2 separate regions of the Homo sapiens genome follow, and region 1 is linked to region 2. Evidence: read pairs that join two places in POLR2A ChIA-PET (ENCODE). Cell type or tissue: GM12878. All regions are shown on one strand. Region 1 overlaps MED25 (mediator complex subunit 25). Region 2 overlaps NUP62 (nucleoporin 62).

The links. Peaks named below come from ENCODE experiments on the same cell type or tissue, not always from the same donor. Only the 100,000 strongest peaks of a DNase experiment are listed, where the experiment ranks them.
Region 1: POLR2A ChIA-PET joins it to region 2 with 5 read pairs; 7 of 35 experiments call an interaction of 5 or more read pairs at or near these places.

The regions. Positions count from the first base shown.
Region 1 is chr19:49,826,609-49,831,608 of GRCh38, reverse strand. MED25 (mediator complex subunit 25) reads right to left here. Exons shown (of 18, transcript NM_030973.4): 4 at 3,062-3,160; 5 at 2,519-2,639; 6 at 1,661-1,823; 7 at 1,391-1,521; 8 at 1,011-1,098; 9 at 722-915; 10 at 148-276. Among named protein-coding and RNA genes, the nearest start is that of MIR6800, 2.9 kb to the left of the region's middle. In GM12878, no CTCF peak of the experiment used is centred here; no DNase peak of the experiment used is centred here.
Region 2 is chr19:49,908,416-49,913,415 of GRCh38, reverse strand. NUP62 (nucleoporin 62) reads left to right here. Exons shown (of 3, transcript NM_016553.5): 3 at 3,532-5,000. The coding sequence starts at 3,609. It also overlaps a transcript of IL4I1 not described here. Among named protein-coding and RNA genes, the nearest start is that of IL4I1, 14 kb to the right of the region's middle. RefSeq lists enhancers at 145-996, 1,645-1,954, 4,779-5,000 and a silencer at 2,962-3,041. In GM12878, no CTCF peak of the experiment used is centred here; a DNase peak (open chromatin) is centred at 1,885; H3K4me3 peaks cover 1,074 bases; H3K27ac peaks cover 3,753 bases.

The DNA of each region.
Region 1 (5,000 bases), 82 kb after region 2:
CCTCGCCCCGCATCCCACAGGTCCAGCGCAACGAATGCCTCCAAACCCAGCACTGCAGACCCCACGCATCTGGCCCCATGAGTCCTACATGCCCAGCCCCACGGCCCCAGGAGTCCCAAGTGCCCAATGGACCCTCAGGCCCCTCACCTCTTGCCACTCCAGGACCCCGCTCCAGGCCAGAAGCTTATTGGAGACTGACTGCTGCCCACCGAGGGCTGGGGCTCCCAGCTGGGCTGGGGAAGGGCCGCTCACCCCTCCTGGGGCCACAGTGCCTGCCTGCCAGAGGGGAGGAAGGAGGGCCATGAGAATGGGGAAGGCCGGGAGCCTCCGGGGGCCATCCTGTGAGGGCAAACCAGGAAGGAGGAAAGATCCCTTCTTCTGCCCCTCCATCCCCAGAACAGCACTTGGCCAGCCGCAGGACCCCAAATGCTTGGACCTTGCAGGATTCGAGGACTCGTAAGCTGTGCGATGCCCTGGACTCCCAGACCCAGGGATTCCTTGGGTTTCTCGGAACAGCCCTGACCCTCCTGGAGCCATGAGCCTCCCCACTCTGTCCCCAGACCCTCATCTCAGGCATCTGCAGCACACACACCACGAGCCCCCAAAGCCCCAGAACCACGAGAGCCACATCCCCCTGGAAGGCAAATGACTCATCCTCTAACTGTCCTAGCTGTGGACAGCAGGAGGAAGGAGCAGGGGCAGGAGGCGTGCAGGCACCTACCATGGACGGTGCCCCGGGCTGTGCCGTGGGAGCCAGGCCGGAGCCAGGGGCCACAGTGGAGACCAGACTGGGCTGGGAAGCAGGTGGTGGCTTGGGGGCGCCAGGGGGTCCTGGGGGTAGTTGGGGAGCTGGGGCCTGGCTGAAGGGGGGACCCACTCCGGGAGCAGCTTGTTGGAGAGGGGTGATGGGCGAGACTGTGGGAGAGACCAAGGGAAGAAGTGGGGAACAAGTGTGTGGAGAGAGGCCTGCCTGGCCCCTGCCCGCCCTTCATCCTCACTCCAGGACTCACAGCGAGGGCCCAGCCCAGCCTTCTGGTTCTTGGCAGCCTCCACTGCATTCTGCGCGGCCACCTGAGCTGCACTCAGGTTCCCGGGAACCTGTGGGTAGAAGGGAAGAAGGGAAGGGACTGGTGAGGACCATGGCCCCCCAGTCCTGGTATCCCACGAGGTCACACCACCCATGGCCCCATGAGGCACCAGCTGGGATAGCTTAGCTCACAACACCCATCACACAGCACATGAGCTTCCATGGCCCCAAGAGTCCCACCTTCCCAATGTCCCATGGGACTCCCATCATCCCACAAGCTCCAACATGCAACTAGATTTCTCCCCAGGGGCCAGGGCTCCAGCAAGTCCCCAGAAGCATGTCCCTTCCCGGAAATATCCATACCTGGTACTGCGGGGGGACGGGGGGCAGAGGCTGCTGGGGGGCTGCTGAGAGAGTGGCACCTGAGGGTGCGGCGGGAGGCAGGGGGACTGGCTGCTTTGACTGGAGGGGGCCTGGGGCTGAGCCACCCCCAACTGAGAGCAGGAGGGATGGCCAACCCCAGAGAGAAGGGATTCAAGATGCAGAGAAAGGAGAGAAATCCAAAATCCAAGTCAGAGGGAGCTGGGGAAACACGTCGAGCCCCCATCCCCGCGCACGGTGCCCAGGCCTCACCAGGCAGCACGAGTCCCCGAACCAGCACCATGTGCCTCGGGTCCTGGCTCACATCTGTCGGAGGCTGCAGCGGCTCCAGCAAGGCCGGGGGGGCTGCCTTCTCAAACAGAAGCCGAAGCGCAGGCAGCTTCCGGGGAGACACAATGGAGAAGTGGATCCCCCGCTGTAGGAGAGGGGCCGAGCAGTCATGACGGGCCCCCTCCATAAGGGTGTTGGGGCCGGCCCCCAACCTACCACAACTGCTGTGTGGCTGGACGGCACCAGCCCTACAACCACAATTCCCATTGGGCTTTGAGGCAGGAGACCCTGAAACCAGGTATCACCTGCCCCGGGAGACTCTGGGTTCTAGTTTTGTCAGTAAGACTAAGTGGGCCAGGTGTGGAGGCTCACGTCTGTAATCCCAGGATTTTGTGAGACCGAGTCAGGCAGATCACATGAGGCCAGGAGTTTGAGAGCAGTCTGGCCAACATGGTGAAACCTCATCTCTACTAAAGATACAAAAATCAGCTGGGCGTGGTGGCGGGCGTCTATAATCCCAGCTACTCGGGAGGCTGAAACATGAGAATTGCTTGAACCCTGGAGGCAGAGGCTGCAGTGGGCCAAGATCACACCACTGCACTCCAGCCTGGGTAACAGAGCCAGACTGTTTCGAAAAGAGAGTAAGCAAAGCTGGTCACCAGTCTGTGACTATTCTGTGTCTGAGTCCAGGCCCCCAGTGCCTCCCCGCTTAGACCCAAGAGTCCAGGCCCCCAGTGCCTCCTCCCTCAGACCCAGGAGTCCAGGCCCTCAGTGCCTCCTGCCTCAGACCCAAGACTCCGGGCCCCCAGACCCTCGTCCCTCAGACCCTGGAGTCCTCACCTCCCCAATCTGCTGCACAAGATTCTCAGTTGTGCATCCAGAGTACGTGGTGCTCTCAACAGCAGGCAACAAGTATGGGGGTGAGTTGCAGATGAGGAGGCAGACCCGGTGCGTCTGGCCACTACCAGGAAAGAGAGAAGACATGGAGCCAGCAGCAACAGAGGCCCTGAGAAGGAACCCAGACCCAGCACCAGCGGAGATGCACATATTCCGCCTCACATGGAATCAGAAGCAACGCCCCTACTTTACAGCTGAGAACACTGAGGCTCCAAGAGGTTCTGGGATGTGCTCTACGTCACCCAGCAGGCAGGGCAGGCAGGAGTGACACCCAGAGTTGGCACTGCTTCCTGATGGGGATGCTGAGACCGGGCACTGGCCAGGCGTCCCCCAAGGACACACCTGCAGCCTCCTGGCTCAGCGTGCTTGGGGACACAGAGCCCATGCCCTACAGGGTGAGGCTGGAGGTAGAACCACTCGACAGGCAAAGTGGTTCCAGGCCAGGCAGAGAGAGACCGGCCCGGCCTGGGTGGAGGGGGCACTCACATCTGCTCGCGCATCTTCTTGAAGTCATCAAACAGCTGCAAGGCTGTGCTGAGTCCTTCCGCGATGAGGCTGCAGCTCTCACCACCCCCGCCCATGAACCTGCAGGGGCAGAGCGGTCAGCCCCCAGGGTTGCCATCATCCCCATCCCCAGGCTATGCTTGAAGAGCCTGCTCCCATGCTGTCCCCCACTCTATCCTGGGCTATGCACCTTGGGATGACGGGGACCCTGCTGAGTTCCCTACCCAATCCCTGGTGCTAGCACAGCACCAGTCCCAGACAGGACAGGGGACATTTGCTGTCTGTGTTTTTTTTTTTTTTTGAGATGGAGTCTCGCTCTGTCGCCCAGGCTGGAATGCAGTGGCATGATCTCAGTTCACTGCAAGCTCCGCTTCCTGGGTTCATGCCATTCTCCTGCCTCAGTCTCCCGAGTAGCTGGGACTACAGGTGCCTGCCACCACACCTGGCTAATTTTTTGTATTTTTAGTAGAGACGGGATTTCACCATGTTAGCCAGGATGGTCTCCATCTCCTGACCTCATGATCCACTTGCCTCAGCCTCCCAAAGTGCTGGGATTGCAGGAGTGAGCCACCACACCCGGCCGACATTTGTTGTCTTTAATCATGAGGACTGGGAGGGAATGGGAAAGGGCTGGGGACCCCAAGCCTAGGATCCTGTGCTGACTCCAACCCTGGAGTGACTGACTCCATGCCCAGCCTCCTGCTGTCCCCTCCCCTCTCTGGGCTGTCTGCTCCAAATCAGTCCTGGCCCCACTTCACCTTCCCAGCCAGAGACGGGGGCCTCCTCTGTCCTCCTAGTCTTATGGGTTCAAGTGTGCCCCCTTCAAAAAGACAGGTTGAGGTCCTAAGCCCCAGTACCTCAGAAGGTGACCTAATTTGGAAAGATCTTTACACAGGTAATCGAGTTAAATTGCGGGCCCTAATCCACTATGGCTGGTGTCTGTGAAAAGGAGAAACGTGGACACGGACACACACACAGAGGGAAGACACAAGGACACAGAGAGACACAGGGAGAGGCCATGTGAGGACGGGTGATGCAGCCTCAGCAGGCACCAGGAAAGGCAGAAGGGCCCTTCCCCTGTAAGATTTCAGAGACAGCCTGGCCCTACCACCTGGATTTTGGACTTCCAGCCTCCAGAACCCTGAGACATCAATTTCCATTCTTCTGGCCAGTTTCTCATACTTTGCTACGGCAGCCTGGGAAACTAACACACACAGACTCTCGTTTCTCCTCCGCCTGATCTGCAGTCGCGTCGCAGCATCCGTCCCACATGGGTTGTGGCCCGGGGATGGCCTCTCCTCAAGGGCAGCTGTGGTTGCCACCATTATTCCGGTCACGTGGTCGTGAGAGGCTGACCTTTGCTGCAGGGGACGTGTGTGGAGACCGAGCACCCCTCTGAGGGTCTTGAGGGCCCTGTCCCCCTGAAGTGTGGTCTCTGATCCTACCTCTCCCACAGGCGGGGATGGGGTCTGAGTCCTCTCTTACCCCCAGGCTTGCCCACCACAGCGGGGCACATGTGAGGCCTCAGGAAATGTAGGCTAAGTGAATGAACGTCTACAGGCCCAACCGTGTCCATCAAGACTGGAACCAACCCAGGCCCTCGGCCCGGCATCGGCCCAGCATCCGAGGCCTCCGAGTCCTGCACCCCGTCCATCTCTCCTGCTCCATGCCCGCACCTATAGGTCCTCTCAACTGACAAAGCCCAGACATCCAGGTCTCTGCATGTGCTGGAACACACCCATTCCGGCCCGGATGGAATCCAGCTAAACTACGACACCCATCCTGGTGTGCCCTCCTATAGGAAGCCTTCCCTACATGCCACCTAATTTTACGGCCTGCCCTTAGTCACATCATAGATCACCCGATACTGCAGCTGTCAAGCTTCTCTCCGCACCCTGTGCAGCCCTCCAAGAGAGACACC
Region 2 (5,000 bases):
GCGTCAACATGGACTCTCTAGAGTGGCCTGGGGCCCCAGGTAAACAAAGGCGCTCTTATCTGGCAGCACATTTCAAGAACATAGAGATTCTCCTGGAGCTGGTCAAGGGCCATTTTCTCTCTTTGGAATGTGCAGATTTGAACAGCCCAGGCTTGCCAAGTCACTCCTTCACACATAAACATCTCCCTTCAGAAGCACCAGATCACTTAGCACCCAGAGGCATGTCTGCTGTGTGGGCCTCCCTGTCTTCACACAGGCCTTTCCTCCCGCGTGGACGGCGCCTCTCCCCCGCCATCCTTTCCCTGGCTGATGCTGCATCTGCAACGCTCAGCTTCTCCCTGGAACCTGCTCCCACAGCATGTGGCCCGGCCCTGTGCCTGCCCTGAGCCCTGGTTGTAGAGCTGACATTTGACTCTGGCTGCCTTGAGGGCAGGGACCGTGGCTTAACCAGCCACTCTGGGCTTCACTTTCCTCATTTGTCAAGTGGATCTGCCCCAAAGTTTGCTTTGAGGAAACGGTGAGTAATGGTAGGTCTCCTTTCTTTCTTTTTTAGATGGGGTCTCACTCTGTTGCCCAGGCTGGAGTGAGTGGCACAATCACAGCTCACTGCAGCCTCCACCTCCCTGGGCTCCAGTGATCCTCCCATCTCAGCCTCCCAGGTAGCTGCGACTACAGGCGCCTGCCACCACGGCCAACTCATTTTTGTGTTTTTTGTGTAGAGACAGCATCTCGCTATGTTGGCCAGGCTGTTCTCGAGTTCCTGGGCTCAAGCGATCCCCCCACCTCAGCCTCCCAAAGTGCTGGGATTACAGGCGTGAGCCACCTCACCTGGCCATATCTAAACTGCGTGGATCAGGGCTGGATCAGTATGGGTTCACCATTGTGAATAGATCCCTGGCACCTGAGTATTGGAAACCAATGTGGCACTTAATAAATGGTGAACTGTTGGCCGGGCGCAGTGGCTCATGCCTGTAATCCCAACACTTTGGGAGGCCGAGGCAAGCGGATCACCTGAGGTCAGGAGTTCAAGACCAGCCTGGCCAACATGGAGAAACCCCATCTCTACTAAAAATACAAAAATTAGCCGGGCGTGGTGGCATGCGCCTGTAATCCCAGCTACTTGGAAGCTGAGGCGAGAGAATCGCTTGAACCCGGGAAGCGGAGGTTGCAGTGAGCCGAGATCATGCCATTCCACTCCAGCCTGGGCAACAGAGCGAGACTCCCGTCTCAAAAAAAAAAAAAAAAAAAAGGTGAACTGTTAAGCCAGACAAGTCCCCATAGAAGATTGTTTTCCTTGTAGTTTTTTCATAGTTGCAAAGAGCTTTTTATAAATGCTCTTCTTGGAAATTTTAGCTACAACTTATTAATAGCAAAAGCTTTTTTAAGCTGAGTTCTTGAGAACTGAGATGTGTAGGTGTAGCTGCTCAGATGCCTTTAGCTGCCAGTAACAACACACCGGCTTGAGGTGGCTCAGCAGTGAGGACTTTTGTTCTGTCCCACAACGGGAGGAATGGATGTAGGCCGGGCCAGGCCCCAGCAGTCCTGGGGGCTCAGGCACTTGCCGTGGCCTCTTGAAGAGACCTTTCTCAGAATCCCCCAGGAAAGCTTTATGAAAATGCCAGGGCCACAGCATCCCAGCCCCGGAGAGACTGGCTTAGTGGAGCTAACAGCCTTGTGTATTTTGAATGCTCCCAGTCAGTAGTGATGGACGCCCATTGAGATCTACTGGCTTAGACAAGGCAGAGCGTGTGCAGCTGGCCCTGGGGTCATCTCCCCAGGCTTGCTTGGCTGTGTGGAGAAGGAGGAGCAGACGAAACAAAACTTAGGGGCCTGTGAGGAAGCAGAAGGGTGCAGTGGAAGGGGTGGGGGTAGTGAGATAGGTTGCCTCTTACTCAAGCTGGAAGGGGATTTCCTGAGGACAGACACCAAGCAATTTAAAAACTGGCCTGGAGAGAGGGAAGAGGAAACAGACCTCGTGGGTGTTTCTCTGGGTCAGGCACTTGGCTTCTCAGTCTTGACTTTGATTATTCTTTTGTTTTTTTGAGACAGGGCCTCCCTCTTTCCATTTCCAGCTTTTAGAGCTGCTTCTGCCTTCCTTGGCTCCTGGCTTTCTCACATCTTCAGATTCCAAAGCGCATCACTCCAGTCTGCTCGTGTCACCACAAGCTTTCTTCCCTTCTCCAGTCAGTCAAATCCGTCTTCTAAGGATACTGCTGATCATCTTTAGGGCTCACGCCTGTAGTCCTGGCACTTTGAGAGGACAAAGAGGGAGGATCGCTTGAGCCCAGGAGTTGAAGACCAGGGCAACAGAGTGAGATCCCATTTCCACAAAAAATAAAAAAGATTATCCACGCATGGTGGCATGCACCTGTAGTCCTAGCTACTCTGGGAGGCTGAGGTGGGAGGATCACTTGGGTCCAGGAGGTTGAGGCTGCAGTGAGTTGTGATCATGTCACTGCATTCCAGCTAGTATGACAGAAAAAAACCCTTTCCCAAAAGAAAAAGAAACCACCCCTATTCAGCACTCCCTCTCACCCTTTCCTCACCAGGTAACCTTTGACCTTCCTGCTGATAGATGGCACCACTGGGAGATTTTTCAGTTAGACATTACCAAAATCAAGTCAGTTTGAACTGAATGGAAATACTGTGGCCCATGGGTCTTCTGGGGTGCTCTTTATCCCTCCCCCACCCCCACCCCCACCCATCTCTGGTGGGGCTCATGGTCTCCCGTGATGTCCCAGTGTCTGCAGATGGTTGAGAAGGTGTCCAAGGGAGGCCCAGGTGCAATCCTCCACACCACACCTACAGGTGAAGGAGGCAGCTGCCTTCCAAGCCTGGAGAAAACCCCAGGGGAGGCTCCGATTGCCTGGCTCAGGTCTCAGTTTATCCTTGAGCCAATCACTGCAGCCAGGGGCATCTGTGCTCTGAGCACATGGGTTTCAGACCCTCCCCTGAGTTAGGAGGAGGAGTTCCAGTGTCCTCTCCTGCTCTTAGAGAGTGCAGGTGTGGGCCTGGGGGGCCTTCAGCAACCCAGACCCTGCCATCCAGCCTGGGTTCCCGGCCCCATCTCTCTCTCTGAGGTCCAGAGAGGCCCTCAGGGTGGCAAGAGCTGATCCGCTCACACCCTGCTAGAGTCAGCCAGGGAACCTCACTGGGTCCCACGCTGGGAGCAGGTCCTACAGCTGTTCTTGTGTGTCCTAGTCCCGCTTGTGGCAGTGCCTCAAATCTGATCTCCTCAGGCTGAGGTGGGTCCAAGGTCCTGTTCTCCCGCCTCGTCCTCCACAGAGTGGGAGCTTTCCACTGGGCTGAACATGGCCACGCACGTCCCTAGCACCCCGGCTCCTCGTACCTGACCCCTGGGGCGTGCTTTTGTGCTTCTGGATCCTTCTCGATGTAGCAGAGCCTAGTTTAGGTTACACAGCATGCATCATTATCCCATCCCACCACCCTCCAAACCGACTGTGCCCAGTCATGCCACTGAGCTTGCCTTTCCAAAACTGCCATCTGACAATGTCACTTCCTCTGCTTTAGAAATCTTCCCAAGGCTGCAGACACCGACGGATTTGCTTTGGGAGCCAGAGTAGCTGCCGCCACCAGAGTCCGGAGCCATGAGCGGGTTTAATTTTGGAGGCACTGGGGCCCCTACAGGCGGGTTCACGTTTGGCACTGCAAAGACGGCAACAACCACACCTGCTACAGGGTTTTCTTTCTCCACCTCTGGCACTGGAGGGTTTAATTTTGGGGCTCCCTTCCAACCAGCCACAAGTACCCCTTCCACCGGCCTGTTCTCACTTGCCACCCAGACTCCGGCCACACAGACGACAGGCTTCACTTTTGGAACAGCGACTCTTGCTTCGGGGGGAACTGGATTTTCTTTGGGGATCGGTGCTTCAAAGCTCAACTTGAGCAACACAGCTGCCACCCCAGCCATGGCAAACCCCAGCGGCTTTGGGCTGGGCAGCAGCAACCTCACTAATGCCATATCGAGCACCGTCACCTCCAGCCAGGGCACAGCACCCACCGGCTTTGTGTTTGGCCCCTCCACCACCTCTGTGGCTCCAGCTACCACATCTGGAGGCTTCTCATTCACTGGTGGAAGCACGGCCCAACCCTCCGGTTTCAACATTGGCTCAGCAGGGAATTCAGCCCAGCCCACGGCACCTGCCACGTTGCCCTTCACTCCGGCCACGCCAGCAGCCACCACAGCAGGTGCCACACAGCCAGCTGCTCCCACACCCACAGCCACCATCACCAGCACTGGGCCCAGCCTCTTTGCGTCAATAGCAACTGCTCCAACCTCATCTGCCACCACTGGACTCTCCCTCTGTACCCCTGTGACCACAGCGGGCGCCCCCACTGCTGGGACACAGGGCTTCAGCTTAAAGGCACCTGGAGCAGCTTCCGGCACCTCCACAACAACATCCACCGCTGCCACCGCCACCGCCACCACCACCAGCAGCAGCAGCACCACCGGCTTTGCCTTGAATTTAAAACCACTGGCGCCAGCCGGGATCCCCAGCAATACAGCAGCTGCCGTGACCGCTCCACCTGGCCCTGGCGCAGCTGCAGGGGCGGCTGCCAGCTCCGCCATGACCTACGCGCAGCTGGAGAGCCTGATCAACAAATGGAGCCTGGAGCTAGAGGACCAGGAGCGGCACTTCCTCCAGCAGGCCACCCAGGTCAACGCCTGGGACCGCACGCTGATCGAGAATGGAGAAAAGATCACCAGCCTGCACCGCGAGGTGGAGAAGGTGAAGCTGGACCAGAAGAGGCTGGACCAGGAGCTCGACTTCATCCTGTCCCAGCAGAAGGAGCTGGAAGACCTGCTGAGCCCACTGGAGGAGTTGGTCAAGGAGCAGAGCGGGACCATCTACCTGCAGCACGCGGATGAGGAGCGTGAGAAAACCTACAAGCTGGCTGAGAACATCGATGCACAGCTCAAGCGCATGGCCCAGGATCTCAAGGACATCATCGAGCACCTGAACACGTCCGGGGCCCCC